Linked DNA regions of Mus musculus: region 1 is linked to region 2. Evidence: chromatin loops called from intact Hi-C (ENCODE). Cell type or tissue: heart. All regions are shown on one strand. Links, peaks and the distances in the headings refer to the core of each region. The heading gives the core; the rest is flanking DNA.

Evidence for each region. A loop is a pair of places that touch in the nucleus more often than their neighbours do. Peaks named below come from ENCODE experiments on the same cell type or tissue, not always from the same donor. Only the 100,000 strongest peaks of a DNase experiment are listed, where the experiment ranks them.
Region 1: it touches region 2 in a loop (2.0-fold over the local background); 2 of 42 quality-filtered maps call a loop at or near these places.

The regions. Positions count from the first base shown.
Region 1 is chr3:116,122,257-116,137,669 of GRCm38, forward strand. It overlaps Vcam1 (vascular cell adhesion molecule 1), which reads right to left and starts at 7,432. Exons shown (of 9, transcript NM_011693.3): 1 at 7,048-7,432; 2 at 6,277-6,552; 3 at 3,699-4,019; 4 at 2,127-2,393. The coding sequence starts at 7,111. 5330425B07Rik (a long non-coding RNA gene) reads left to right here and starts at 12,684. Exons shown (of 5, transcript XR_375974.2): 1 at 12,684-12,788. In heart, for the core only: a CTCF peak has its summit at 9,978 (motif pointing left); a DNase peak (open chromatin) is centred at 7,205; H3K4me3 peaks cover 3,971 bases; H3K27ac peaks cover 4,122 bases.
Region 2 is chr3:116,186,472-116,201,884 of GRCm38, forward strand. Gm31651 (a long non-coding RNA gene) reads left to right here and starts at 11,726. Exons shown (of 4, transcript XR_375977.2): 1 at 11,726-11,894; 2 at 13,908-14,035; 3 at 15,073-15,248. In heart, for the core only: no CTCF peak of the experiment used is centred there; DNase peaks (open chromatin) are centred at 4,470, 4,910 and 8,380.

The DNA.
Region 1 (15,413 bases), core at 2,548-10,547, 66 kb before region 2:
TAATTAATGAGAAAAAAGAACTATTCACATGTATCTATATATTGAGGGTTCAATATAAAGTAGTATCTTTGACAATCATACAGAATCATACTGTAGACAAAATAAAGATGACATTAAGGTGACATCAAATATGTTTGATGCATTATCAAAATACTTTATAGTCATTCAGGGTTGAAAGCTGAGTGATCAGGACTAACATTCAAGTGTCCAAAGTGTTCTCTAGCTTCCAGACACTCAGACTCGGATGAAATGACATATTTTGAGAGAAAGAATTCTAAAGTTTGTTGTTGTTCCTCTGAATTCCTGGGAGTGGCTAGACAACTCTGCAAGTGACAAATGAATCCCCAAAGAACGTCACTAGAGTGTTCTAGCAAGCTGTAGACAGGCAGAAATCTCAGCATACAATTCTCCAGTTTGCAAGGTTCTTTTCTGTACCAGGAAAAGTTGCCGTTCTCATTTTAGTTTGCATAATTGCGGTATTGTAGCATTTTTCCAAAGAAGATGTCCTCAAATTATCTCCAAATACATTAATATGCTATTATATTTTCAAAGATATTATTCAACACAGTGGCTAAGTTGTCCAAGTTCCGCCTATGCTACTGTGAGAACAGGGAACTTAGTAGGAGATTCACTTCCTGTCTGTAAAGAGACTGGCATCTACCACTGTGTATGCTTGAAGCTACTGGACAGAAGCTCTTGAAAGTCGCTGAAATGCCCTTCTAACTTCAGCATGTAAGGTTGATAGCTCACATGATACCACCCCTTCCTGTGCCCAGAATGAATTTTTCCCCCATTTGAAACAGGGCCAATCATTTCAGAATGCAACCACCTCAGGACAGACAGCAAGCTTTCCACACATTCAGCTTTCTAGTATCTTCTCTGATCATTTGAGAACAGCAGCCACCCACCTGAATTAAGTAACTGATGGTGTTTGAATTCTACTTTCTTAACCATTTAAACTTAAAATCCATGTTTTCATAGGTTAGAAAAGAATGTGTTCTCCATATTTACAGTTCATGTTTTCATTCGGCAAATATTTACTAAACACTTACTGTGTGTCAGGTACTATACTAGCCAGCCATAAATCCATTCAAAGGCACAAATGCAAACACAGAGAGTTCCTGAGTTTCTGAGTTTAGGAACCTTGTAGTTAATGGACAAATTCAAAGGCATACTTTTTTTTGTGCTCTTACTGAAGTATATACTTTGATTTATTCATTCCACATTGTATAAATATACCACATATCACACCATACCCAATGTATGCATGCAGTTTTGATTGGTCAATAATTTTTAAAAATAGAGAAAATTAGCTACAATTGAAAAGGCATAGGATTTTAAATTAAGAACAGCATATAAATGAAAGAAAGAACCATTTGACCCCATGCAAATGATGAATTATATTGCGTCTGAGTTTTTCAGCTTCCTCACAGAGCAAGATAAAGACAGAGATAACATATGAAGTAGAAACTCTTGGCAAACATTAGGTGTACAGTCAATTGATGGCCATTAGTAATCTGAGACTTCATTCTCCCATCTGTAAAATGGATAGAAAATGCCCCTTAGTTATTTCTTAGAGGCTGTAGATAGCTTATATAAAATGCCAGAAATACAGCTGATGTTTGAGGATGGTTGTTGTTTAAGAAAATCTTGCAAAATCCCAAATGAAAAATTATAGACTTAGGTAACGGTAAGACGGTTGGTTGGAAAGGAAGTTAGGTCATAGGAAATCATCTTGAAGCAGAGTGGTCAAGATTAAGTAATTTTGAACAGGAGCATATATTCAGTCAAAACAAGTATGTGGCAGTGGAATTCCTGAGTATGTGCAATGAGAAGAGCAGGTGAAGTAACATGAGAATGCCAGTATCCACAGGGCAGGAGAGGCAGACCACGCCATGAAATAAAACAACAGCAAAATGACAAGAGCTAGTAAAGGACAAGTGTGGAGGTGCTGGAGAAAGAAATCCCAGGACAGATGAGGAGGATATGTACATCTGTGTGCTGTGTGCTGAAGCACATGACTTTCAGATGCGCCATCATGCAAAGCTACAGAAGGCATGTCACCATTGGCATTGAGCTGCTATGGCTCAATCCCCAACAATGGCACCTCTTCACCTTCTACTCACCTTGAACAACTAATTCCACTTCTGCTTTGTCTCTCCCAATCAGATTAACTCCTTCACACACATAGACTCCAGAGTCTTCCATCCTCATAGCAATTAAGGTGAGGGTGGCATTTCCTGAGAGAAGCTGGAGAACTTCATTATCTAACTTCCTGCCCCAGAAAATCTCAGGAGCTGGTAGACCCTCGCTGGAACAGGTCATTGTCACAGCACCACCCTCTTGAAGCCTTGTGGAGGGATGTACAGAGATCGTTGTATTCCTGGGAGAGACTGAAAGGCAGAGCATAGGAAGAGCCATTATCATAAAGAACCATCTCCATCCAATGGGGATGATGTCATTCTCTTGTAGACTGTATTCTTGTGCCTCCACAGATTTGGCAAAACTGCTCTGCCAAGTTGGAGTTAAGAATCACCGAGTCATTACGAAATTAGACTGGCTACTTTCTAACCAGTAAATTACAGTTTTTGATCTTTAATATTTTCAGGGAGCCCCAGATAGGTAGAAATTAAAAGAAGCCCTTAAAATTAAGGGAAGTTAAGGAAATCCCTTTTGTGTTTCAGCCTCTTAACAACTGAAATCCTATAGAGGAATATTTGCCATCCAGGTCAGCTTCAGCACTTTACGGAGGGAGACAATCTACCCAGGCCCAACCAATTGGCTTTTATTGTCATTAATTATTGAAAAATTCTCTTATTTAACTGAAATTTTCTTGGAATATGGTGGTCATAGTCTAGCATTCTGTTCTTCCAGATAAATGAGTAATAATCTTTTATCACACAACTGACTTTCAGTGACTTAACTATGCTCTCAACGTGCTGTATTCTGTGAGGAGAAATATCTTCCATCTTGATTGTTTTCTCAAAAGGTTGTTGAAAGCGTCTTCTATCTAATTGTGCTTTGGGTAAATAAGATTGTAGTTGACATCAACTCTTTTGAATATAGGGCTCTGAGTGGAACACAGCATTTCAGTTTTAACAAAGTACAATGAGTTCCATGCGACATAGTCCAGTATAGGAACAGACAGGAGCTTCACATCTACCACAGGAGGAGCTAGGAGCCAGAAGACAAACTCTACACCTTCCCACTTACTGCATGTGAGCATCCTCTTGTACGTACACACACACACACACACACTCACACACACACACACACACACAGAGAGAGAGAGAGAGAGAGAGAGAGAGAGAGAATAAGAAATCATTTTTTTATTGTTTAATCTGAGAAATCAATGTTTCAAGGCTTATTATAAAATGTTATAAAACATTGTATCATTTGAGCCTATTCCCTCTTGTTAAAGCAGAAGTCAGTGTTATAATGATTCCTCCTGGATAGTCAGGAAAATAGAGGAATTAAACAACCCTAAAGTCTCTCAGCTAACAAGGGGAGATGACACTCAAGTGCTCTAAACCTAAAATCCGGTGTCCTGTTCTTTTAATATCATATCCTGGATAAATAATGCAGTAAAACATATTTCTTGTTAATCTACTCGTTAACATTTATTGTAACAATAAATAACATAATGCATGTCCAAGACCAAACTCCCACAGACCAGAGATCACTGAGCAAGTACTTACTGTAGACTTGTAGTTCTTTGACAGTCTCCCTTTCTTTGAGTGTAGAATCAATTTGGTCAATGTGTAATTTAGCTCGGCAAACAAGAGCTTTTCCAATATCCTCAATGACGGGAGTAAAGGTTACTTCCAAACTCTTGGTTTCTAGAGACTTTGTCATCTCTTCTGAAGAAAACTCCTGTCTGTTCATGAGCTGGTCACCCTTGAACAGATCAATCTCCAGCCTGTAAACTGGGTAAATGTCTGGAGCCAAACACTTGACCGTGACCGGCTTCCCAACCTCCAGGGGGCCACTGAATTGAATCTCTGGATCCTTGGGGAAAGCTGTAAAGCCAAACAAATGCACAAGTAGGCTTTTGGCTTCTGTTGAGAACACCTCTGACTGTTTCAACACAACGGGGATCCTAACAAATGTTTTTGTTAATACTAGGCTTAATTCAGCAAAGCTAATTGGTTTAAGTAGCTAGTCATGGTTTGTGGCGAACACAGGAAGCACTTTTTAGAGGCCATTTCAATTTTAATTCTGTGACTGTTAAAGAGTATGTGTTGTTAAAGAAAAGAAAAGGGAAAGCCTAATATATATTAAAACTGATCTATATATGTAACATAAAGAAGTTTGCTCTCTTCTAACTATGACCTTGGATGATGGAGACCACATTTCACAGATACGGAAGCTTGGCTGTAGTGTGACTGCAGAACCAGCCTTGGTCACGCAGCCAGTCCATGGTGAGGCTGGGAACAAAGCTCACGCTTTCTGTCACTCACTCTGCACTGAGATTCCAGTGACGCCTCACACCCCATTCTCTACTCTTAGTGCAGATACAGTTCCACATTCCATTTGAGAAGCCCAGGAGGGCTCAGAGCGATATCACAAAGAAGTGTTACTATGTAAGGTTGCCTTCAGAAGAAGGAGAATGACTCTTAATGGGCTGGCTTCTGAAAATGAGACCTCTGGCAAGAACTCGTCCACCAGAAAGACATTCCTATGCAATCTCCCCAGACTGGGCCTATTCCCCTAAAAGCCTGACTCAGTGTTCTAATCTGCATTTTACTGAACCCAGCAGGGCAACAGAACACACGCCTGCCCTGCCCACTCCACACATGTACACAAGGTTTAATCCTTCTTATTACATCTGTCCTGATGGGAGCTCATTGGTGTCCCAGCTCCACAGAATATTACAATCAAACATGGAATGGAGACTGAACTGTTAAAATCAACAAGAAACAAGCATTCTTGCAGGGGGTTGTGGGGCGAGAGCAGAGAATATAATTGAATCCAGAAAGCTCCTCACTTCTCTTTTTTAACTCTCCAACTGAATAGAACGTGTGAGCACAGGGTGAAGGAGCTAGAAATGCTTTATTATCTAAAAACATAGTATTTTAAATTTCCCCTCTGATTATTTATGTCCATCACACTCTTCAGGAAATGTGCCTAGAATCCACACAGTTTAATGACAGGTAATATAAGAACTCGCTACTCTTTCCTGGTATTTATATAACAGGACCTTCCAAGGAGCTCAGAAGGCTGCCTAGACATAAACTATGCATGCAGAGCCAGCATAATTGAAAGCAGCCGTCCAGGCTCAGCTGCTTGGGAAGCCCAGCTTCAGGAGGGGCTTGCTGAAATTTCAATTAAGGTTCATTGGCAAAGTTGGGCTGGAGCACAGTAGGAAGGTACCAAGGTGATTAAAAGATGAATCAAACAAGATGCTCATGAAGAAATGCCTTATGGGAGTCTCATTTCTTTCTTTCTTTCTTTCTTTCTTTCTTTCTTTCTTTCTTTCTTTCTCTCTCTCTCTCTCTCTCTCTCTCTCTCTCTCTCTCTCTCTCTCTCTCTCTCTCTCTCTCTCTCTCTCTCTCTCTCTCTTTCTTCTTTTTGGAAAGCAACACCATCAGTAACCAAAGAAAAATGATTCCTATAGGGCCCATTTCCCCCCACCTCTCCTTGGTAGTTTCATTTGCCGATTTGAGGATGATAGTAGGATGCATTTTGGGTAGGCTAGGGTAATATGGGTACCTGCACATATGCCTGAGACAGATCTAACTTATTAAACAAAAACTCTCTGAGATATAAAAGCAAAGCTCTCTGGCAGCAACAACAAAACCTCCCAAATTTATCTGCATCAAATGACTGAAATGTTAATAGATGTTTTAATTATGTCTATGCAGAAGGTTTGCATACTCTCAGAGTTCCCGAGCCTACAAGCAGATCCCAGAAAGAAGGAACTCATCAATCCTTTGGATACATTAATACATGAACGTGTAGAAATACCCCCAAATGGAAGATTAGAGGGGAAAAAACTAACTAATAGAACCAGGGGGAGGTTCACACTGCGCTAAGAACTGGAGCCAAGAAGGTGTGAGTCTCTTTTACATGGGCACCATTTTTTTGGCAAACAAGGACACAGGGGTTAAAATTTAGTTTCCTGTTCTTAACTAGCTTCTTCTTTCTCTGGCTTTATTGAAATTGTGCATTTGCTAGCTAAAAATCTAGATACTCTTTAAAAGTCTCTGTTTAATATATCGTTAATTTTTTTTCAAACAAAATCAAGAGAAAGCAAAAGCTCCTTCCTTCACTTACAGTAGATGTCCACGTGGATACTTCGTTCCAGCTTCCCAGAGCCACATGTTGCTGTGCACAGGTAAGAGTGTTCATTCTCAAAACTGACAGGCTCCATGGTCAGAACGGACTTGGACCCCTCCGTCCTCACCTTCGCGTTTAGTGGGCTGTCTATCTGGGTTCTCCATGAGAACAATGGTGACTCGCAGCCCGTAGTGCTGCAAGTGAGGGCCATGGAGTCACCGATTTGAGCAATCGTTTTGTATTCAGGGGAGATCTCGATTTTAAAAGCTTGAGCTGAAAAGAGAGAGAGAGAGAGAGAGAGAGAGAGAGAGAGAGAGAGAGAGAGAGAGAACAAGTTTACCATGGTCTGCCCCATACTGTGTCCTTTTTCTCTTGCGCAGCAATACAGTGTCCAAAGCACAGCTGGGATGATCTACTTTTTAAACTGTCTCAGACTAATAGCACAAGACAGACCCAAAGCCCTGAAGTTGCTCTTGAGGAAGGTGCTGGAATCGTCACCGCGAAGAAGAATGCTCAGTTCTGACTTTGAAGCCCATTGCACAAAGTTTTTTTTTTTTTTTTTTTTTTTTTTTTTGTCACTTTCTAAGCTTGATTTCATTGTCGAATACAGGAAACTAAAGAGATAGACCCACTACCGATATAATCCAAATTACTCATTTGACAGTGGAAAGAAAATCCGTCCCCAGCTCTGTCAGAATACTGGCTCTTATAGCAAAGCTCTGTAGTACACCAGAAGCTGTAGATGTGTGAAATAGGTCAGGAACTTACAGACTGCAAACAGTATCCAAAGTACCGTTGAGGCTCCCAAGACCGCGACCATCTTCACAGGCATTTCAAGTCTCTGCTTCAAAGCCTTCTTTGTGCCCCACGTGAAAAGTGTCTGGGAAAAGTGTTCAGCCTCCAAAGCCAGCCGGGCTGGTGTGAGTGAAATAGAAAGTCTGCTCTTTATAAAGGGTCTTGCTAGAGAGGCGGAGGGAAATCCCTTCAAGGGGAAACCCAGAGCCAGGGAAAAAGTTTAACTGACAGCCAGCCAAGTCCCCACGTTAACCCCTTCAGCTGCTTTCTGGGCTGAAGTCATTCTGAGTCCTGGGAAACACGACACTTCCAAGTATATAAATCTCTGGCTTTTCCTGACCTTCAGCTCCGAAAGGGCTATCTCTCCTGAAAAGATGATTGCAAAATGAAACTGCCAACAGTGTGTGTGTGTGTGTGTGTGTGTGTGTGTGTGTGTGTGTGACAGCAAAGACAGAGATCACTCAGTAAATAACCACTGACTTTTCTTCATTAAGAAATGCATTTGCAATTTAAAAAATAAAAATTGTTCTCTTTCAACAAAAAAAGGAAAATATCCTTTATTTGTTTTTATTGACCCATTATCATGAGTCACTCTTTTAGAATGTGAGTCAGTAGTTCTTATTTTTATACTCTTTTATTCATAAGTGAATTTTTGACAAAAAAAAAACCTCCCTGAAATAACTTTCTGAAGTAGTAAATGAAAGGACGTTGATGCAGAATGAAGGGAATTATCTTTTCTTTTGTTTGACAATGCCCCAGCCCTTTGACCCATTGCTGGATGACAGGAAGTCTTTTGCAGACTTGAACGCTAAAAAATGGGATCTGTCTGCTAAATTTTTGTGGTGGATTTCTTTGGCTGCATTATTTAGCCACAAGTCCAATTGAATATGTAAACAGATTAGCTTTAGGAGATGAATTGACAACCATTTTTTTATTATTATTTTCTACTCCCAGTGAAATGACTTTTTGAAAGACTCAATTAAGTGTCTTAAATGCCTCTGTAGGTCTTACACATGCATAGCCCATGTCCTTGCAAAATGCTTGCCCATCAGAAAGAAACCGGAATAGCCACTTCCTTGTATTATACACATGTGGGTTTACCTCCCACATGGCATTATCAGTTCCCTGCATGGCCAGGACTAGTTCTTATTCATAGTTGTTTCTATTCCATATATATATATATATATATATATATATATATATATATATATATATATATAATGGTTTTATATATAACGACTATAAAACCTGCAGCATCTTCTAGATGTTTAAAATCTAGAAGAGAAACGTTCAAAATACTGAATGTAGTTCATAAGTGCCACGTGAGAGAAAAAAATAATTCCACAAGAAAGGTATAGTTCCCAGACATCTGGGCACATGTAAAATTAACAGTATCATGTCATTGGACAAAGGCTATCAGTGAGACCCACAGTCGCCAACTGCTCCAACCTGGCAGGAGAGACTTCTGAATTCCCTCTTGAGAATACATGTGGCTCCCACTGAGAGGCAAGTATAAAAGGGAAGTTGAGGGATATATTTTAGGGCTATGACGACATATCCAGGGATCGATGACATTAGCTGCCATGTCATCTAGAGGACCTCAACAATGTCATGTCATAAAAGGAGAGTATAGACTACCCCCTACTGATTCTCACCTTCTCCATAGATCAAAGGCATGTAAGAAAATGTTAATCCATGTCTTTGACACTTAAAAATAAATAACTACTTGGATCATGCAGACTCATCTTATTTGGTATCAGTTCTCACCCAAGTGAGTGGAGAAATAATTCCTATCAGGAAAGGAGAATAGTACATACAACAGAGGAAGTGAAAAAAAAAACTATTTGGTGGATTCCACAAGGTCAAATCCTTCCTCGTTTAAGAACCACTACTCTAACATATAGCTAAAGAACTCTCCGTGGCTATGTAGATCTTTTATAGCAGCTTCATTAGAGACCCAAGAGCCTGAAGTTTGAAGTTGGATCAGTTGTTTTTGAAGCAAATACTGAGGACCAAGATTAAGCCAGTCCTAATTCTGCAGTCCTTATATGGTTAATCATCATGATTTTCCTATGGCCGTTCCTTCACCAAACATCACGTCTGTGTCTCAGATGTAAAATACAAAAAGTAAAGGGAAAGGACTCAAAGGCATGGAGCCTGCCTTCTTTGAAGGAGCTTCCCAAGAAGTTGGGGGGGGGTGTGGGGGCTTTCACTGATGTCTCACTGAAAAGGCCAATGCCCCATGTCAATCAAGATTCTGTCGGTAAAGCAGGGCAGAAATGGATGCCAAGTTAGGCAGGCAATTAGCATTCTACCTGTTTCTAATTCAGTGGAACTCACAGAGTGTTTTTTTTTTGGGGGGGGGGGACTGCTGTATAGGCACTGTGGCGCTCTAGCAATACGGAAACACTGGCAAGGACAACATTTTGAGAATGAAAAAGACTGTCATGATATCAATGAAAGATTTCCACAGATCATAATCAAGGGACCATTGGTTTGTCTGCAAGTCAAGGAAAATAATTTCTCTCAGTGATCTAAGTTTAAGATTTTCTAAAGTTAAACTGTAGAGAGAATCGTGCTAAGACAGTTGGTGTCATAAAGTCATTGTGACTTTTGGGGATTTTGAGGAAAACCTTACTAATATCACTGAGAGTAAGAAAAAAAAATATATATATATTCAATAAAATACACACATACTATGTATATTGATTGAATTTTCACAAAGAGGATGTTTTGTTACACAACAGAAAGGTTTTCAGTATTAAAAAAAAAGTCTCAGGAAGGAGAGATGGCTCAGTGGTTAAGAGCACTGACTGCTCTTCCAGAGGTCCTGAGTTCAATTCCTAGCAACCACATGGTGGCTCACAACCATACGTAATGGAGATCTGATGCCCTCTTCTGGTGTGTCTGAAGACAGCTACAATGTACTCATAAACAAAATAAATCGTTTTTTTTTTTTTGTTTTGTTTTTTGTTTTTTAATTCTCCTCTCCACTTTGTAAGTTCACTTAGGAGTATTTGAATTTTTTCATTGGTGCTCTGGGTGTGCCATGTGTTTGTGTATAGCAATTCGAGTAAACAGAGATGTGCTTGCCTAGTTCTGTCTCCTTGGGATGACCTCTAAGGTTTCTACTAACCCCCTTCTGTGAGTTTTTATAAAAACAAAACATGCACACACATGCACACGCACACACACACCAGATTGCCTTGAACTGATTGTACTCTCCCTGTTTCAACAGCTTTTACCTTCTGGCCCTTAGAAGGCATTCATGCTCATCTCTACTTTTACCTGGCTTGATGTTAGATCTGTTTCAGGTGTCTATAAAGTGATATAAAATAAATAAGATATTTCTTCTGGGGCAGTAATTCTAGACTTTTTTTTCTTTTTCTAGTAACATTTCACAGTTTTAAAATTCTTTACCTAATCTTCAACCAAAGTGCATTTTGGTCACTGCTTTTGAGCTGGGAGAAAAGGGAGGGGGGGTGTTATCTTTATATTCACAAGATCAGGAAACTCAGAAGTTCGGTTGTTTGCGAAATATCAGACAGTGAGTGATCCTGGCAATAAGAAACAAGAATTGCGTTTTAAAACCAGTTTTCCTTCCCCAGGGATTTCTACGTGGTACACTCTATTCGACCAAGCCACCTTGATGTCTGCAGAAGGGTTTCACCTTTCCTTCAAGCATTAATGCCACCATGAGATTTGACAGTTAGACTAGGGTAGTCATAATGACCCAAGACTGTGCCCATTTCTCAACTGATGAATAATAACTTCCTAGTACCACCTTAGAGCTACTGTTTTGTATGTTAATACCATAAGAACATACAATGAGCAATCCAAATCGTCTGTAGTTACCCACAAACAAAAGGAACGAGCAGACAGTATGGGAACACCCTAGGACTTAACACAGTGAATCTAAGTGTAGAACTCCACTTGGCCCTTATTGAAGCTTAGAATGAAAATTAGTGAAGTCCCTGAGCTTGCAAACATCCCTGCTCCCATAATCTAGTAGCTGCTTCCAGTGGATCCAGGTGGGAGTTCTTTTGATGAGAGCTCTATACACTTCCTCAATCATTCAATCTGACTCCAAATAAATTCCCTTTCTCACAGTGAGGATTTAAGAAAATAGTCAGGTCTTTGCCCATTCTAAATGATTGTAAAAACACGTGTTTACATTACTGAGAGGAGACTTGGAGAAGGCGTGGCACGAGCTCGCAGTTGACAAGAATGAGGAAGCAAGTGAAAATGAACAACTAAGGTAGTGGGAGTAGGGGAATCACTGTAAACCATGCGTGCTGTATCCACTTAAAAATGGCTCCTGCAAGTAGGGGGTCAGAGTTTATCACATGAAAGAAGTAAGAAATTGTATTTTTCTGCTATTCAACTATCTCACAAGTGTATTTCCCCAAGGTATAATGCCTTTGGAAATCTCCCCTGAAAATATGATAGCTTTTACAAATAATTGATTATAGTTTGAATCTTTCTTAGACAGCACTAAAGGTTTCTTTTAGGAACCTAATGGATATTTAAAGAACTGCAGCTCAGCAGCAAATGCTAAAACCATTTTAGCATTTTTAGGGTACACAAAGAAAAAAGTAGTCAGAAAAGAGGGAGCAGAATTGTTCTCTCTGTCTGTAGATGGAAGAGTAATAGGAGGTGAGGTTCTTCAATCCCAAGGGCAAAGTTTTCTCATCTGCAGAGCAAAAGGGGATCCAGATCCAGTGTCCCCAAACCACTCTGTTTTGTCATGATGAGTTCTAGACCAATGAGTAGCCTACGAATAGTGGTCTCCTGCCCCAAATGTCTCAGGATTTATGTCCACAGGCAATGAAACAGAGATTCTCTTGAAAGTTGTGTGTTCAGGAAGAACAACAATATCAACCAACCAGTCCCCCAAGAGCTCCCAGGGACTAAGACATAAACAAAGGAGTACACATGGCTCCAACTGCATACGTTGTAGAAGATGGCCTTGCCATACATCAATGGGAGGAGAGGTCCTTGGTCCTATGAAGGCTCAATAGATGCCCCACTTTAGGGGAACTGAGTGTTGGGAGGTGGGAGTGGATGGGTGGGTGGAGGAACACCCTCATAGAAGCAGGGAGAGGGGGGAGGGGGTTTTGGAGGGGGGAGACCTGGAAAGGGGATAACATTTGAAATGTAAATACAGAAAAAATCCAATAAAAAATAAAAATAAAAAATAAATAAATAAAAAAGAAAGTTGTGTGTTCTTTGTGGAAAATCTTTTCATAAAAATCCTAGTTGAGAATTGTTCAGTGCTAGAGTGTCCACCTTGCATGCACAAGATCCTGGGTTCAATAGCCAGCACTGGAGTGGGAAGGCGCTAACATCAACTCATATCTTTATGTCACTTGTTGCCTTCTGTGCTTTAGACAGACTCTCAGCCATTGGCAGCAGGCTCTTACTTTACTATGCATGTACTAGTATTTCTATTTGACCTCATGATCATGTATGTCTATTCTTCTCTATGCTATGGTTGGAGACAAAATGACTATTTTCTAAGTTAACTCTTCTGTAACAACTACTGGGCCTAGTGCTCAAGAGCAAAGTATTGACAGACATCCCTCTCCCTTGAAGTTTATATTCTAGGGGACAGAAACAAAGAAAGGCAAAGAGCAATGGACCAGCAATAGGACATCACTGAGGCACAAAGGCAGAGTAAGCACAAGTAGAAATAATCCTGGAATCCAAGAGTGGTGAGTTGGTAACTATTTTCCTGGATTATTTTTGTAATCTGTTTTAAAAAGTAGGATTGTAAACTATGGTTTTCACCTGTAATATCAGTACACAGAAGACAGGAGCAAATTCAAGGTCAACCTGCATAACCTAGCACGGCTCCATGTCAAAGTAGTCATGAGGGGAACTGGTGGCTGGTTTGACATAATTTGCTAAGTGGCCATGCATCTGAAAGACTGGTTGGCTTCACCCTAGTGGGTTTGGCTACAGCAATATAGACTCAGCATGGGGACAGATTGGATTAGCCAATGGCTGAGGGTTTTCTAGATGAAAACAGTGTGATAGTAGAGAGCAAAAGAGATTAAGTCTGAAACATAGTATGCAGCAAAAGCAGGCAAGTATAAAGAATATCTCAGCAACCTGGACCACTCAGCACGGCTGCGCACATACCCATCTCTTAACAATGCAACTTGCTAGCAGCCTACGACCCCACCTAGGTATAGTGACAGTATACTTGCCTCTAACAATTGGGGTAACCCTTTTAGCAACTCCTTTGTGCCTGCCTGTTTGTATTTGTACTGGCTAGTTTTGTGTCAACTTGACACCGCTGGAGTTATCACAGAAAAAGGAGCTTCAGTTGAGGAAATGCCTCCATGAGATACAACTGTAAGGCATTTTCTCAATTAGTGATGAAGGGGAAAAGGCCCCTTGTGGGTGGGACCATCCCTGGGCTGGTAGTCTTGGATTCTATAAGAGACCAGGCTGAGCAAGCCAGGGGAAGCAAGCCAGTAAGAAACATCCCTCCATGGCCTCTGCATCAGCTCCTGCTTCCTGACCTGCTTGAGTTCCAGTCCTGACTTCCTTTGGTGATGAACAGCAGTATGGAAGTGTAAGCCAAATAACCCTTTCCTCCCCAAGTTGCTTCTTGGTCATGATGTTTGTGCAGGAATAGAAACCCTGACTAAGACAGTATTCAAACAAATCCTGGGATACAATCCCAAACTATAGGACAATGGATATATTTCGCTAGACTTATTGGGGTGTATGGGCAATAAGACAAACCCTCTCTTCAAAGTGAAATTTTACAAAGAATCCTCTATTTACCATTTTATGCCTAAGCATTACTGATCATGTATATGATTAAAATCAGATGCATTATGGGACCATGCATGTGGTATGAAAAACATTGTAATATACAAGTCTGTCAGCTAAAATAGAACCTAAATTAGATACCTAGTAAACAAATTCCTCTTTCCCTTGAACCCACTAAAAAGAGGCACCAAACAATAATCCAGGCCCATGAGCACTTTAGCTTCTGTGACCTGCTGTTAATCTTGATAGTATATTCCTTTCTAACCCAAGCTATCCCTTTGCTTTGATTAAAAATGTTCCCTTAGAATGGGTGTGGGTAGGTTGGGGAGCAGGGGGAGGGGAAAGGGGTTAGGGGATTGTCGGAGGGGAAACTAGGAAAGGGGATAACATTTGAAATGTAAATAAAGAAAATATCTAATAAAAAAAAGTTCCCTTAGTCTTAGCAATCTGTGCATTTTTTTTTGTTTTTTGTTTTTTGCTTTTTGTTTTTTGTTTTTTGTTTTTTTCAGTCCTTTGAATGGAGTGCCAAGAACTTAGAAATGCCTGGTGCAGACCCAGACCACCAGGGACAAATAACACAAGAACAATAAAAATGGAGCCAACAACCTGTTTAATTGGGATTATAATATAGTAATTGAAATGGGTCAGAGAATGAGAACCTTGACACCAAAATATGAGTTAGGGTCATCATCAGCATTATGGGTAATGATAAGTGCTATGATATGACCCTGGGAGAGATAACTAAGGTTTGCCAGGTGTGTTGACTGTTATAGACATGGAGTCAAGAAATTCCACACCCACGTCTATAAGTATGCAAGATACATAGATAAATATAGAACAGAGAAGAGGAAGAGACTACACCAGGTGTTGGGATCATCCAGGGGTGGAGTTGAGTCTCCAGATACTGTCAGGAGGCTAACAGGCATAGGTTTTGGGCTGTGGTCTAAAGGGAAAAGGTTTCAGAAGTGTCGTTGAGAAAAGGAGGCTCCTTAGTCTAATCTCCAAGCTCTGGTGCACGTGGAGTCGCCACCTGGCAGGGCTTTGATGGCCGACCAGACCAGGCTTTCATGAGAATGAAAAGATGAAGAAAAGGTTTATGAAAGCGAGGCCATCAAGGATTTTGTCAATGAGTGATCTCAGTTGCAGAATGTACAAAGAAATTGTTGAGAGACTCAGAACTGGATCAGAATAACGAGTGTACAGATATATATTGATAAGGAGGTTACCTGCCCGTGGGGATGTAAGGAGATTTTCCCTGAAGCTGTTAGAGGACGGGGATGAGATTGACACCTCAGCTTTCATCTGCTTCATAGGTCTACTTCACAGGCAGGCTGGGAGAGATCCTATTTCCAAAGTTCACTGGGCTTTGAAAGAACTTAGTAGACAAGTATGCTCTTAACTGGAACACCAAGAATTTGCATTTCCCTTGTGTTTTATGACAGAGCTATTAGGATTTGCTGAGTCAAAAACTAGACTTCTATAAGTCTAAATAAATGCTAATAATAAGCAAACCACATCCTCTTGAGTACATATATATTCCAATTAACTTTTTC
Region 2 (15,413 bases), core at 3,840-11,839:
GGTTAGGATCAACTTCTTTCCTTCTGCCTGATTCCACATCCCTATACAGGAGAATCTTAGCTATCTGCTTCAACCAATAGATAGTGGCAATGGTGAGACTGTGTCAGGTCCAGACTTTATTTTTGTGAGGACTTGGACTTCCTCCTTCCTGGAGCCTTTGATGCTATGTCAGAGATGTGAGTCACTTTGCTAGAAAGAATAACCAAGTGCAAGGAAACTAAGTGTCAGATAAGAATCCTCACATAGCTATATATGATTACAAATGCATGAAGACCCTAGGTAAAAGGGCTCAGTCAACTCCCAACACTAAAAGAGACAACAGTAAAGGGCTCTAAGCCACAAGTCATTGTTAAAATTACAGTATAGAGCTGAGACAAATGGGTCCCCAAATAAGGCAACAATCCAGATCCCCAAACTCCGAGGCAATCAGTGTTTACCTCTCTACATTCAGCCTGTTGACTTTTCTTCATACTTATCTGGAGTTCAGTAATGAATGTGGATTACTAGTGTTAAACTTGGGTATACTAGATGTGTGTCTGTATATATATCCCCAGTGTGTTTGTAAATTTATACTACATATTACATGATTTATATATAAGTGCATCTGGCACATTGCTTCAGGATTACAGAATTAATGATGGGGAATCCCAGTGGAGATTACCCAATTTCACATATCAGTGATTTACTAAGCAACAGGGATGCATGACTGATGTGTGCTTGTTCTTGTTCTTCGAGAGGATGCTAACAGAGGACGTTCGGTATTTTTGGTGGGCTCTTTGGCTTCTCAGAGAAGATCTACTGCATGGCGATATATTACTTGGCTTCCAGGAGAATTTTATTTTCTGTCATGGCTAAGAGAGCAATCCAGCAGCAAGTGCTTGAACTATCAAAGCTCCCTAAAGACACAACTTGCTTAATGACTATCTAATAAGTCTTCATGGTTAGTCTTCCTGACTGTATCCAGACTTGAGTAACTAGATCTTTGATCTGCTTATTTTGTTGGGAAAAGAATAGGCAAATATAGATTATAAATCAGAATGTCATTTTTACGTTTGCTTGTAGATCATCTTCTAATCCTGTGTTATAGGTATGTTGCTTCCTGATGCTCTACAGCACAGCAACTGCTCCTTAACCCACAATCCAAGTAACATCATGGTTCTCACCCTTCTCTATCTTATGTTGCAATCTACCATGACGCTAAAGTCATTTAGCTGTGCAGTGTAAAGTGTTCAATTGAATAGAAAAGTGTATATGTGAAATATAGCTACTGGCAAAAAATATTAGAGCCATAAATAGAATACTTCATCTCTGATGCTATCATTGCACTTAAACACTTGTCTTCTCTTGCCTGCATTACTGTGACAGCCCCCTCACTGGTCACTGGTTTAGGCTAACCAAAGATTCTTTCCATGGTCCATTTCTGCAGAGCAGCCACGGCAATTCTTGAAACACAAATTCTGCTCAGAACTCACCCAGGACAGCAAAAGAGATTGCTCAGTGGTTAAGTGTAGCTGCAACTTTTGCAGAGAACCAAGATGTGGTCCCTAGCACCTACATCAGGCAGCCTCTGAAGGCATCTTCACACATGTGATAGACACATCCCCACACACAGAAATAGATATAAAGAAAATATATCTTTAGAAATGATTTCCCAACGCTGAGGATCAAATAATTTAAGATTCCACATGATCTCTCCAACTTGATGCCTACTGTTCTCCACACCTCTTACTCCCACCACAGTGACTTCCTGCGCCTCTTAAAACATGCCTAGTTTATCATAGTTGAAGCTCTCACCATTCTCTCTGGGATGGGCTTCCTCCAGACCACTTGGATCTATTTGTTGCCTTGTCATCATAGAGCTGTTGAGACCTGCCACAAAATGGAGTGGTCCTGGCGCCTTTATACTTTATTACTTTCACTCACTTTGTTTTTATTGTATTCTTTACTACCAGATGCCACTATTTTCTACTCTTTCCATATCTTCCTCTCTTCATATTTCCTCCCCACACCAACCTGTTTTCAGCCAACATTGGTTCCTTTCATAGCTTGGCAGTGTTTGCTCTGTCTTGGTCACACTTGTCACATCCCGAGTTCTCATTTTACTACATCCCTCTTTGACGCTCTAAGAAGACCCACAAATGTCTCAAGCATCTCTCTGATCCAGTCTTCAACACACTTCCAAAACCTCCAGTTGTTTGCCTGCTGCTTAGATGCTAATCTCCTTAGTTTAGCGTATACAGGGCTACAGTATCACTTGCTGTGGAGCCTCATCCTCCACCAAAATGGACTTTCACGCTCTTTGATCTTCTCACTCAACTTAAAATGTTTCCATTCATATTTTCCTCAGTTGCTTCTTGCAAAATATTATTCTTAAATTCCCAATGTAAAGAATATGTATTCTCTTAAGCCTGGTATGTCAAAGCCCAGTTGAAGATGGCCCTTATTCCTCTTACCTTCATAGCAAGTTACTTGAATCACATGACTAAAAATTCATATGTATCAACAATATTTCAATCTGGTAAAAATGAGACCTTTTTCTAAGATGTAATGGTTTTCTTATTTTCAAATATTTACTGCCTTCCTTCCTCACAGAAAGATTGGACCTATCGCCCTTCACAACAGGTGGCTATGTGGCTAGCTTTGATCAATAAATTTGAGCAGAAGTTATATGTGTTCCTTATTACCAAAGCACCGTATCATGAAGCTATTGTGAGGAATTATAACCAAAGATCTAGTCAGTGTCAGGAAACAAAACCAGACACTAGAGTCAGAAGTTTGAAGAAAGCAATGTTATTGTTCTTTTTGCTATGCCTCACAAATAGAAGGCCTGAGCAATGTGTTTAAAAAGCAAATATAAAGAGCAGCCAGTCAATATTATTTGATATGTCTGTCTTAATAAAATCATTTGATGGGCCACATCAGTGGAGGCAAAATGATCCAGGATGAACTACAGTAGGGCTTATGAACTTGTGAGTGGGCATTCACTTTAACTTGATCCCATGGTGAAAGCAATCCTACCCATTGACGCTGGCACCTTCAACGCCTTAATCATTTCTGGTTAGTCATGTGGATTTTCATATGACTAACTGCCCTTGGCAGGCAACTTAAGCAAGTTTATTTCACAGTCAGCAGCCAAGGGCTTCCTATTTTCAGTTTTACCCTCAATGGGAACCAGCCATCCAGCTGAGCATTCAAGACCTGTTCTTTAGAGTTCACTAGGACCAAGAGAACTCAGTCCACAGGCCAGTGGACTGTGTACAAGTCTTCTCAAAACAACCACCTTTAATAACCTGGACCAGAGTTTATAGAGAACAAATTTCCCTCTTTAGCTCTGATACATATCTCTAGGGTGATTTGAGTGTCAAACGCCCTCTTCCTGGGTCCATAAATCATAAACTCAGGATTTACTTAAGTAGCTTAGTCATATGCTAAATATTACAGACAGGAAAGATCTGAGCACCAGAGGATGGGAAGGCCGGGGTGAACTCTTGCCCGGCCTTTCCCCTCATCTAGACTGAGCAACAGAACAAAGTAGTCTACCTGGTTACATGATCGGCAACTCTGAAATTCAGAGACTCTATACAAGTGTACAGATTCCCAAAGTTGTTTTTCTCTGTAAAACACATATCCTGCTCTCACTTGGACAACTTTTACGATGACAGACTGTGAAACTGAGGCCCTTCACTTCAGAATATACCTGCAGGGATTTCTTAAGTAAGCAAGCAGCTTTCGAAACCTCATCTGCTTCTAGCTCAGTCCAAGTGACCCATGCTCTAGTAACATCTTCTGATGATAGCCCCAGTATCAGTGCTTCTGAGTGCCCCTTCCCCTCCTAAATAGAGACGATTCTTTTAAAATAAATAAATAAATAAATAAATAAATAAATAAATAAATAAATAAATAAATTGAACAGGCCAAGCCTGATAAGTCTAGATAGAATCCAAGAGGAGATTAACTTCATGCCCTCCACAGTTTAAACATGGTCATTGTCTGACTTATTGACATAGAAATTGTATGCCATAGTTTTCAGTTATAGGAGAGCCACCTGGCAAGCTGTCACAAGTTGTGTTCATGTGAAAGTCACTCTAGTGGATACAGAATGCAGCCAGTATGTGTTCTCTCCCTAAGGATTCTCACTGAGTTCATTCCGGCTCTTGCTTTGAATATGTCTTCAATAAATTCCATTTACTTGATTTGCTTGTTGAATGTTGTGTTCTCTATGTTTATTGTGTCTCACAGTAATCCAAGAGGCCATGTGTACAACAGCAACAAAATAAAATTATGGACAATTGGAAGGAAGAAAAGTGCCAAGACCTTCAGCATTGCACAGCCATTCTCCAGGTCTGGGCATGTTAAGCAAATGGGACATCTCCATCAGCTAGAAAATATTCCTTCAGGCCATGACAAAGTTGTGAAATTCTAATTACTGGCCCAGATTCTTTCCTGGCTAAGCTCCCATAACTGCCCCCGAGGAGAGCCCACACTGGAAACCAGCTGTCTTATGTTGCCCAGTTTCTCTCTTTGTTCACTAGTTGGAGGGAGAAAAACCAACCAAGCCAGAAACCCACTCAAGCTTCAGATTCTCTTGTACTTAGTTTGACCTCCTCCTTCCTCACAATCTGAGAACGCTGAGGACTAGCAACCACTGCCCCCTATAAAGAGATTTTTATACTCTTTTCACTTTCATTCTGCATTTCAATACTTAAAAGCATAAGACTCGTTGTGTGTTGCTTTGGGGTTTGCAAGGAGGAAAGTAAAGGGCAAAAGATAAGTGACGTTTCAGTGCTAAGAAGTAATCAGCAAAGTGAGAGGTGAGACCTGAGAGCCCCACCCTTCTCCATCTTGCCCTTCCCAGTGGCATCAAGGCCTTGGATGCAACATATAAACATCTGCTGAAAGGATGTTCGATAAGGAAAAGGCAGCTGCTCCACTGTCAACGGAGGAAACAGAAACTCTTGTCTGAAGCAGATCCAGCCTCGGAGGATGTCTTCCTCTAACAATGTTATCCTCGTAATGAGGTGCTGGATTCCTCATACTGAGGAGCCCAGATGTCTTTCTCTGGCTTCATAAGATTAAGTTCTGCACATGCAATTGACTCACAAGGCTAGAAACGTCAATTATTTCATAAGCTCAAACAGAAAGGGAAAAAACGTAATGTGTGTGATCTCCCTCCATGATGAGACAGAGGAAGGAAAATGATCACATGGAGGACTAATGTGTGTGTGTTATTATTTATGCCACGTTTCTGTCGATCCTACCCCATTCCAGTTCTATACTAACCTGATAGGAATGCTGGGCAGAGATTACAGTCTCCATTTTACGTCTGAAAAGTAGAAAGCCCCAAGAGTTGAAAGCTTCAAGCTACAATCTTGACAAGCCCCAGGCCAGAGCCCAGCTCTGCTCTTCCTAGCTGAGAATCAGTATTCCTCACCTGTCAGTCATTAGTTAGCTCTATGGCCTTTAGATTTCTGTATAGAGTGTTACTTTTCTTTAGAGGATATGCACTGTCTTTCCACCTGAAAAAACTCAGAAGACAGGGCTATGTCATATTCTCTGATCCTTTATATCTAAACAAAGTTTCTGTTGAAATGTAGAAACTCCATGATATTTAATAGCATCATATTATTTTAATAGATACTATTTGCTTTTCCAATGTATTAACTGGGTCCCAATTTTACACCTGAACAAGGATGACCTTTCTTTCTTAATGAATGCTACCTCCATTTAGTCTGAGTAAACTTATTTTCTTTGTCTGGAAAGGGTCTTGCTATGTAGCCCAGGCTACAAAGCACAAACTTTGTATCTTTACTCAAGCTCTGGCTTTTAACTTCAATATTTCCTATTCATCATTTACAATGTCCAAGTTGAGTAACTGTCAATTTTTGATCAAAGTGAACAATTAGTTTAAATGTTAAGCTAAAAACAGAGTCATTGCAAAATAACAAACTAGACAAGTAAAGCCAAACAATCCACTTCAGAGAGGATGGATAGCAACTGAAGCAGACAGTATGAGCTGCAACTGCAAGGAACACAGGTACACAGGGCCTTCTGTGGAATGACCACCGAGTGGAGGAGGAGGTGTGGCGACCAGTGGCATGCTGTTCTCAGAGCAGTATGGAAAGGCATCCTCTTTTAACATACGAAGGAACTGAAGAACATCTACTACAGGCTAGACTTCTGTACTCTCTGCTTAGAGTTCGCTCACCTGCCATGAGTCATCTTCATCCTTGAGATTCTGGGGAGTGCGTGCTATGATGTGTGGTGGATTGAATAGGAGTGACCCCCATAACAGAATATATTTGAATGTTTGATTACCAAGACGTGAAACTACTTGAAAGAATTAGAAGGATTAGAAGGTGTGGTCTTGTTGGAGTAGGTATGTCTCTGTTGAAGTAGATTTGGCCTCGTTAGAATAAGTATGTCACTGGGAGTGGTCTTTGAGGTTTCAAAAGCCCACACCAGGCCCTGAGTGAGTCTGTCTCTCTCTCTCTCTCTCTCTCTCTCTCTCTCTCTCTCTCTCTCTCTCCCTCTCCCTTCCCCCCTCTCTCTCTGTCTGTCTCTGTCTCTGTCTCTGTCTCTCTCTCTCTCTCTCTCTGTGTGTGTGTGTGTGTGTGTATGTGTGTGTGTGTGTGTGTGTGTGTATCAGGATATAACTCTCAACTACCTATCCAGAGCATACCAAACTTGCCATATCTACTGCCATGCTCCCTGTCACAATGACAATGGACTAATACTCAGAAACCATAACCAAGCCTCAATTAAATGCTTTTCTTGATATGAGTTACCACGATTACGGAGTCTCTTAATCACAGCAATGATTAAGCTGACACATTGCAAAATCTACAGCCTTCAAGTTGGAGAATCAATCCTTCCTGGATGAGCACATCTCGGGGAAGAAACCAATGAGCCAGAGTGCAGAGCTCTGCTTGGATAACAAAAAGTTTGGTTTTTTTTTTTTTTTAAGTTTAACAGAGCAAAACTAGATTTAGAAAGCAAAACTGAAATCTATTTGATAACCTTCAGGAAGGAGACTTCAAAGCAGAGATTTAATTGGAAATTGCAGCTACTTGGCTCATTTTGAAAGATAATTCATTCATTGAGAATTAAATATTGCTGGTTATTTGGCTCTTGTTTCTACTGTTATATGTCTGCAATACATTTCCTGACCTTTCCACAGACTTTGTTCCGATCTTTGGTAGAGAAGGAATTTAATGATTGTGTGTCTTGGGGATTGTATTTGCAGCTCTCTTTAAGTTCCTTACATCTCATCTCAAAGTCCCGCAATTCTTAAACTTTTACACTCACAACCCTTCCTACCCAAGAAAGTCTCACATGACGCTGGCCAAATAAGTGGATAAAATAGGTATATAAATAATTTACAGACTATAAGTTATAAGCAGATTAATTTTAAAACAATTCCTTGATATTCATTTACTGACTATTAAAGATAGAAACAAATTTGCACAGATATGTTTATCTAACATAATACAATCCAAAGATATACTAATTTGATACATGCTGAAGAACCATGGTAGGAAATACTAAAAGTTTTTTTATTATAATTAAGCCATTGCATTTCCATAAGAGCAGAAAGCTCTGTGTCCAGTAAAAAAAACTGCAGTGCAGAGCACTCAGTAGCTGCGGTGTGTCAGGCATTCTTTGTCCTGATGCACAGAGTGATGGCGTGCTCACTGCAAAGTTCATGCGTTTGCTAAAGACTTCAGTAAAGCCCAACAATGCAACATGGACAAGCTCTACCAGAAACCCACTGGCCTTCTTGCACATTTGATGCTTAATTATTTTAGGTCATTACACGATCAGGATAATTTTATCGTTGCCAAAATTTTCATATCTATCCTCAGGTTGTGTTACTTGATCTTATATGAGTTCCCACGGGTTAAGAAGTGTCGTATCAACATTTAAGTTTGAACAGTCTAAGAAGTCTGTCTGAAATATTTGTCCAGTGTAGTGAATGGGGTGTGTGTGTGTGTGTGTGTGTGTCCAGATGTATGTATGTGTGTGCATGTATATAAAGTTCTCATCCCATTGGTGAACCTGATACACAAAAGTCACTCAAAAATATTCATTGAGAAATCACTCAAAAATATTCATTGAGAAATTGAGTGAACACATTCCCATATATCTAATAATAAAACATATTACTTCAGGTTTTATATGTGGGACTCCTTCCAAGGCAGAAACATTTGTATCCTATGTAACATTTACAAAGGGCTAATTCCTCCTGTAAAGTTGTAAAGGAGATCCTATTGTCACTTATGAGGACTCAGAGCTGACGTGGCCCATGGGGGCCCAGTCCTACTGGCTCGGAGCCTGCAGTGTAAGCTTCAACTCCAACATCTGGGCACAGCTGTTGGAAACAAACATTTGTCTACTGGTCACACATGATGCCTAGTCTTTAGTAAGTGGACTGCTGCCATCTTTTCTGAGTAACAGGACTATAGTTCAACTTTTGTCTTGTCCATTGAGTTCTCTGAGTCATAAGCCAGACAATTCCAGGGTACACTCCGTAAGCCAATTTCTTTGGCATGAACTGTAGCCAGACCAGAGCTATTTCCTGGATGGGGAAGGCAGCTTGTTTGCTTTGTTCTTTTGGCTTGATTAGAGCCTCAAAATTTCCCAAGGAATTTCACATGACACCGCCAGCCCCAGGTGAGTGTCACCTCCTTTAGTGACACTCAATATGACAGCGGGCTTAAGATTTATTTTCACTACTATCTCTACAACTCACAAACATTTGGGAAGGAAAGAAACTAAAAATGACTAGCCTCTCCCTCAGCTGAGCATCTTTGGCAGAAGTGTTGTCCGTGGGATTCTGGCCTCCTCATTCTCTGTTCCCCAGTGCATGCATCCCCATACTGGAGATGCTTTCTTCACTGCTCTATTTCATTTAGAAAAGCACTTTGTTCTATTTTGGGAATATTATTGGAATCTCATGCTTCCCTTACCCATTGTTGTACAATAAACCACTTCAAAATTTTAGTGAGTTGAAAGAATAAGCTGTTTTTTTAAGAGTTCTTGAATTGACCACGGCAAGCTTTGTGAGTCTTGATTAGAGTCTCTTCTATAGTTTCTGTCAAATGTCATCTGCGGTCTCTTGGACCTGGATATCCAGGATGGCTTACCCACACAGATGGCTATCAGTGCCACTGAGTAGAAGCTCGGCTGAGCTTCTCTTTCTACACAAATTTCTCCTCACGGCTTGAGCTTCTCATAGCAAGATACGTGAGCTATAAGAAATAGTGTCCACTAAAGAGACCCAGGCAGAAGCTGCAAGGGACTCGTCACAGAGTCAACATCTTCAGAATTCTACTGGTTAACCATACATGAGAGAGTCAGCACAGATTTGACAAGTTCAACCATACAGCAGGGCGACAGGGAGGGATAGCTCATTATGGCCCATTTCTGAAGTCTAACCCAGTCTAATTATTTAATTAGAGAGACTCAGACCACATTCAGATTGGGAGCCTAACTGAAGAACAACTGATAGGTAAATAATGGCTTATAGTGTAAAGAGTGTCAAACACTATTTACATAAAAGAAATATGCCAGAAACAAAGTATGGGATACAACAAAAGTAAGATGAAGAGAGACCCATGCACACCAGCACCCAAAGGCAACGGAATGATGGAGAGCGCGGATGTGGGGCTGCAGATACAGAAATAACCATGACAAGTACACTCAGACCAGCCAAATTTCAATCAAAGGAAACAGTCCACTGTGGCAAATGTTCTGGAAAGACAGTTGTGTAGAGCATGAAAAGTATTTCCACTGGATTTAACAATCAACTGGTCATGTGTGACCTTGGTAGGGAGAGGCTTAAGGAGCAGGAAAAGCAAAGCCGAAAATGATAGGGCGGTGACTAGTATCTAAGAAAGACAGGGCAAAGAGAACCATCAGACAGAGAGCTGAAGAAGGCCTTACGTATTGAGCTGCCCAGGGAAGGGGCTTTATTTCTCAGATTGCTTGCATGTGCAGGTGGGCAGAGAGGCTCTGCCATTTGCTTTCTCACTACTCGTTGCTGTCCTGCACAGAGGTAGCACGCAGGCTGACACATGAGAACGAGTGAGTGTGTACATGGAGTTGAAAGGACCATGACCTTGGCTGGGATAGCAGCAAGGGTGGGAGCAAGTAGGGAGCACGTTTGGTTCATTAAGGAAGAGACTGGAGAGGAGCAGACAGGTGGGGGAAGTGATGTGCTTGGTACAGGAGTGAGCTGTGAGAGTCAAGGAAGCTTGGTCCTTCTTGGCTTGTGCTCTGTTTGAGTTTGTATTTCTTACAGTAGAGTCACTGGAGAGATGTAAACAAGAGAATGGCATGATTTTCTCTCTCTTTCAAAACTAAGCATGCATCAACCCAGCGATTCTCCTCCCAGGCATTTACCCCCCCAAAATGAAGGTATGTGTTCCTAATCTCCACACTGGGAGATGGTGAGCTATCAGTGGATCAGAGTGCTTGCAGCACTAGCAGAAGTCTGTGAGCTCAGATCCTAGGCCACATAAAAAACCAGATATAGCTACAACTCAGACACTGCAGGGCAAGCTGATACAGAGGGAGCAGTGGAGCTTGCTGACTGCTAAACTAAGTGAAAGACGGTGATCTCCACGTTCAGTGAGAGTCTCCACTTAAAAGTATAAAGTGGAGAACAATAGATAAGGAGCCCAGACATTTTCTAGCCTCTGAATACACAGGGGCATGCACACTTGCATGCAAACACATATATATGCAGAGAACACATACATACACACATATGCACACACACCAAATAGTCATGTAAACTGTTGTCATAATAACCACAAATGGAAAGGTCTTCTTATCCACCAATAAATGAGTAAACATAACAGACTATTACTCAGCAATTAAAAAAAAAAGAAGAAGAATTTTACTGGCTATGGATGACTATAGTTTGTATGGTTGGATTTATGATATTCTATGACAGGAGAAACTATTTTAGGCTAGAAAAAAAAATAGAATGCTTTATGGTGGGAATGAAGTTGAGGCTTGTCTAGGGCAGTGGTTCTCAACCTGTAGGCTGCAACCCTCAAAGGGGTTGAGTGTCAGATATCTTGCATATCAAATGTTTATATTACAATTTACCACAGTAACAAAATTATGGTTATGAAGTAGCAATGAAATATTGTTATGGTTGGGGGATCGCCACACCCGAGGAACTGTACTAAATGTCACAGCGTGAGGAAGGTTGAGAAGCACCGGGAGGCAGAAGGGAACTGGTTAGAGATGGCAGTATGTTCTTATTAAGGGCTGGCGTCACACAGGTGCCAAAAGTTAACAAGTATAAACGATACTCCATCTTAGCCAAAAATCCAATAACAAACAGAAACATATGGCTAAAACTTTCATTAGAAGGAAGAGTACACAAATTCGGGGTGCAGTTAATAACTGTGAATGTTGTAGTGCTTAAAAAGAGAGCACCAGTGCCTGTAATTTCTTTAAAGTGTACTAAAGTTGAGGCTGAGGGATGACTAAATATGGGGCCAAATGGCTGGACAGGAAGGTAAGACGAGCCAAAGTTAAACATTACTCAAGAGGTGTGTTAATGTTCTCCATACAAGTGTTTCAACTACTTTGAGCTTGAAGATTTTCATAATGAAATGTCGAAGGTGGTTCTGGTCTGCTTAGCTGTAACAACTTGACACTAGAACTCCCCTAGGGTTCTGAGGGGAGATGTGCAATTGAATGTAATCTGTGGGGGGTTGTCCTGATTCTTAACTGATGCAGAAGGACCCAGCCCACCACGGCCAGCATCATCTCAAAGCCAGCACTGTTACTGGCAGTTGGTCCTGGACTTCAAAAGAAAACTAGCTGAAAGGCAGCAAAGAATGTTCCTCCATAATTTCTGCTGCACTTCCTTGGCTGTGAGTGTATTCCCTGGTCAGAGGTAACGCTGTGTGGAATAGCTATCAGACAGGCCTTCAAGTCCCTGCTTGAGTTCCTGCCCTGAATTCCCTCAATGATGGAGTAAACCTGGAAGAATAAATCAAAAACTCTTCTCCTCTCCTCTCCTCTCCTCTCCTCTCCTCTCCTCTCCTCTCCTCTCCTCTCCTCTCCTCTCCTCTCCTCTCCTCTGTGGCTTTGCTCATGGTGTTTGTCACAGCAACTGAATGAAACTAAAGCAGGCAGAAAGGCCAAACTGGCCTCTCCATTTGTAATTGACTTCAGCGACTACTGGAAATCAGGAGGTGAGAGAAAACTGTCTCAGCAGCCAAAGCAGAGTGTCTTCAGTGTGCAGGGTACTGCCAGGGACAGAGGCAGTGAGAGTGGCTTCAGGGGGCAATGGACAGGTTCTGCATTTATGTTGGAAGTAGAGATGATAAGGCTTCTTGATGGGTTGTATTAGTTTATAAATAAAATGACAAGTTTGGTGTGGTGCTGCGGTTTGTAATCCCAGTTCTCTGGAAGCAGAGGCAAGAGGTGAACATATAAGAATCCAACAAAGTGGACTATTGTGAATTTTTCCTACTGGAAGCCCAATGGTATCTTTTGTTAATATGGAGATTATCAAATTTATAGGATCAAACATTAGTTTTACTTCGTTATTATGGGGACTAAAACATGTATGTGCTGTTCACATGGTAAACAGTAAATTAAAAATAAAATTGTAGCTCAGTGGATTTAAAACCTTCAAACTATTTGTAAGTAGGTTTAGAATAGCATATGGTTAGTGTTATTTATTTCTTTTTAACTATTACAGGTAGGGCAGCAGAGGCATAACTATCACACTCTCAGTATAACAGTACATTTCACCTTAAAAATGAGGTAAGGTCAAAGCTGTCAAGGTGGCTCAGTGCTTGCCACTAAACTTGATGACCTGAGTTCAGGCTCCAGAATGCACATGATGGAAGGAGAGAGCTGACTCCATACATTGCCCTCTGATTGCCATACATATGCCATGTCACGTACCCATGTTTGTATGTGCGCATGTGTGGACACACATGATAAATAGACCAGAAATCATCTAAAAAGTTTAAAGAACAAAATTAACTCAACCCTTCCCTCTGGTAATGCCACTTCCAAATCACCTTAAATTCTATTTTTTAAGGGGCTGGAGAGGTCGCTCCGTTGGAAGAGTGTTTGACTAGCATGTAATAAGCCCAGGATTTGATCGTCAGCAAAGCATGAACAAGAGCACTGTGGCACACAATAGGAGGGAGAGGCAGGCTGGTCTGAGACTTAAGGTCATTCTCGGCTGCATAATGTGTGTGAGTCTAGCCTATGCTTCAGCAGATCCTGCCCCAAGACAGAGAAGAAGGGAGCAGAGTTCCATCCCTGTAAAATAGCTCACTTGATATTTGATAACTGTTGCAGACAACTGTCTTCTTTTTATCTGCTGGTTTCATTTTCCTATTTGAATTTGTTTAAACATCGTGCATGCTCTAATAACTTGGCCTGGACTCTCACTCCTTAATAGTCTTAATATAAGGTACGATTTTATTTATGTCTTTCTGACAAAGGGTTCAGACCCCTGGAGGCCTCTGTTAACACAGTACTCTCAGATGTAAGATTTTTAACACAAATTCCCAACCCCTTGTTAGACTCCTGGTTTCTTCATCAGGCACAGCACAGAGAGAAGCTCTAGATTAACGATATAGGCAGGAAAGTTGGGGGAGAAATGAAAACCTGTCACCCGTGTCATTATTTCCGCATTAAGCCTGAAGGAGTAGGAGAGGTGTCACTCTCAGCGTCTCTGCGGTTGCCTGAGCTGCATCAGTGTCTGCAGCTGCATGATACAGTCATCAGAGCTCTCTGAAGCACTCACCTCCCCCCCCCCCCCACCTGTGCACCTCTCTCCGTGGAAACAAGGCAATGTTTGTTCAAGCTCAATGGAAAATAGTAGCAAGCGTGATCTCACTTTGCTTTTTCTTTTTAAGGTAACAGCTGATCGCTGGCTTGAGCACTTGGCAAAGAACGAGGTGCCACCCCGAGCTCTGAGCATTTCATTGAACCTTCATAGCAACGGTCCTAGGAGGTGGCAGCTATTATTATCTGCATTTTACAGGTAAAGTATCTGACGCTCTGAGGTTACAGCATCTGCCCAACTAGCAAGAAAGAACTGGAGTTCAAAAGGAAGTCAGGCCATTGACACAAAACGGCCTGTCCTGCCCTTGGTCTCACTGATACTTCATGGAGCATGAGGAAGACCAGTGGAGCCCCTTGAATCTTCCACAGCTGTGCAACCCCATGGCTTCTCCTCTCCTATGGGGAGCATTCGAATCAGTAGCTCAGTCCAGAGGCATCCGTAGCCAGTGTTGCAAGCCAGGCCTCAAGGCCTCCTATCTCCAATGTGCCAGAAGCATGCCTGTCACCAAGGAAAGTTTTACCTTTAAAGATGAAGCAGGATATGAATGCACTTTTTAGAAGAAATGGCTTAAATCCACAGTAAGTTATCTGCCACTTGTGTGGAGCCCCATCTGGGTATGATCTGGCTGAAAGGAACTTGAGAAAAAAAGAGAAAGAACAGCTAGGTCTAAATAGAAAAAGGCTGGACCAGGAAAGGGGTTTACAAACACAGGTGTGGATGGAAGTCAATCAGAACCTACCAAATTTCTGACTATCCATTGGTCCATACCCATAGAACCCCAACCTACTCCTCCCCATTTGAAGGCGAACACCAAAACCCAGATCCCACCTGGCATCCTGGAATCCTGGCTTCCTGTGATATGAGTGGTTGCTCACACTGAAATGCTTCACACGATGACTGATGTCAACCATTACTTCTCTGGTGCTCTTGCTAGGACCATGCTTTGCTGGGCACCAAGGAAAGAGCAATCCTCCCACCTAGCCCAGAACATGAAAACCTCAGCCGAAGGTGAGCTGCTCTGCCCAATGGTCCATTCAAACATTATCCAAGGGTCCCACAGAGTCAGGGGCTATTGATTCTCTGAGAGGCTTTAAGAGCTGACAGGGAAATTAAAAGTGTCAAGCTTTGTCTAGCAATATAAGAGTAATCTTATTACATATTTTAAGGCATAAAAATCAAGTGAATGCCAATAAGATATTTGTAAAAGTTTATTTGATGTCTGTCTTCCACCTTAGAGCCTAGTTAAAGGTAACTCAGCCCAAGAACTGCTCCAGCCCCGATGCACAAGGCCTGCCACTGAAGGGCCCGTCATGGTGTGGAACGATGAACGAAATGCGTATTTGTTACTGGAAGCGCATTCTGACCTCCTCTCAGCTCCTGAGACCTTGTGTGTTCAGTCAGAAGAATTCAGGTAAGACCCAAGGCACTCAGAAGGTGGACTTTATTATGGAGTAAAGTGGGGTACCTTTAAGTGATAGGAGTTGGTAGTGTTCAAAAGGAGCCACTGTGGAGGAAAGGGTGTGAGAACTGACAATAGTCAGAGAGACCATTGTGCTAACCCACATTCTGAGGGAGA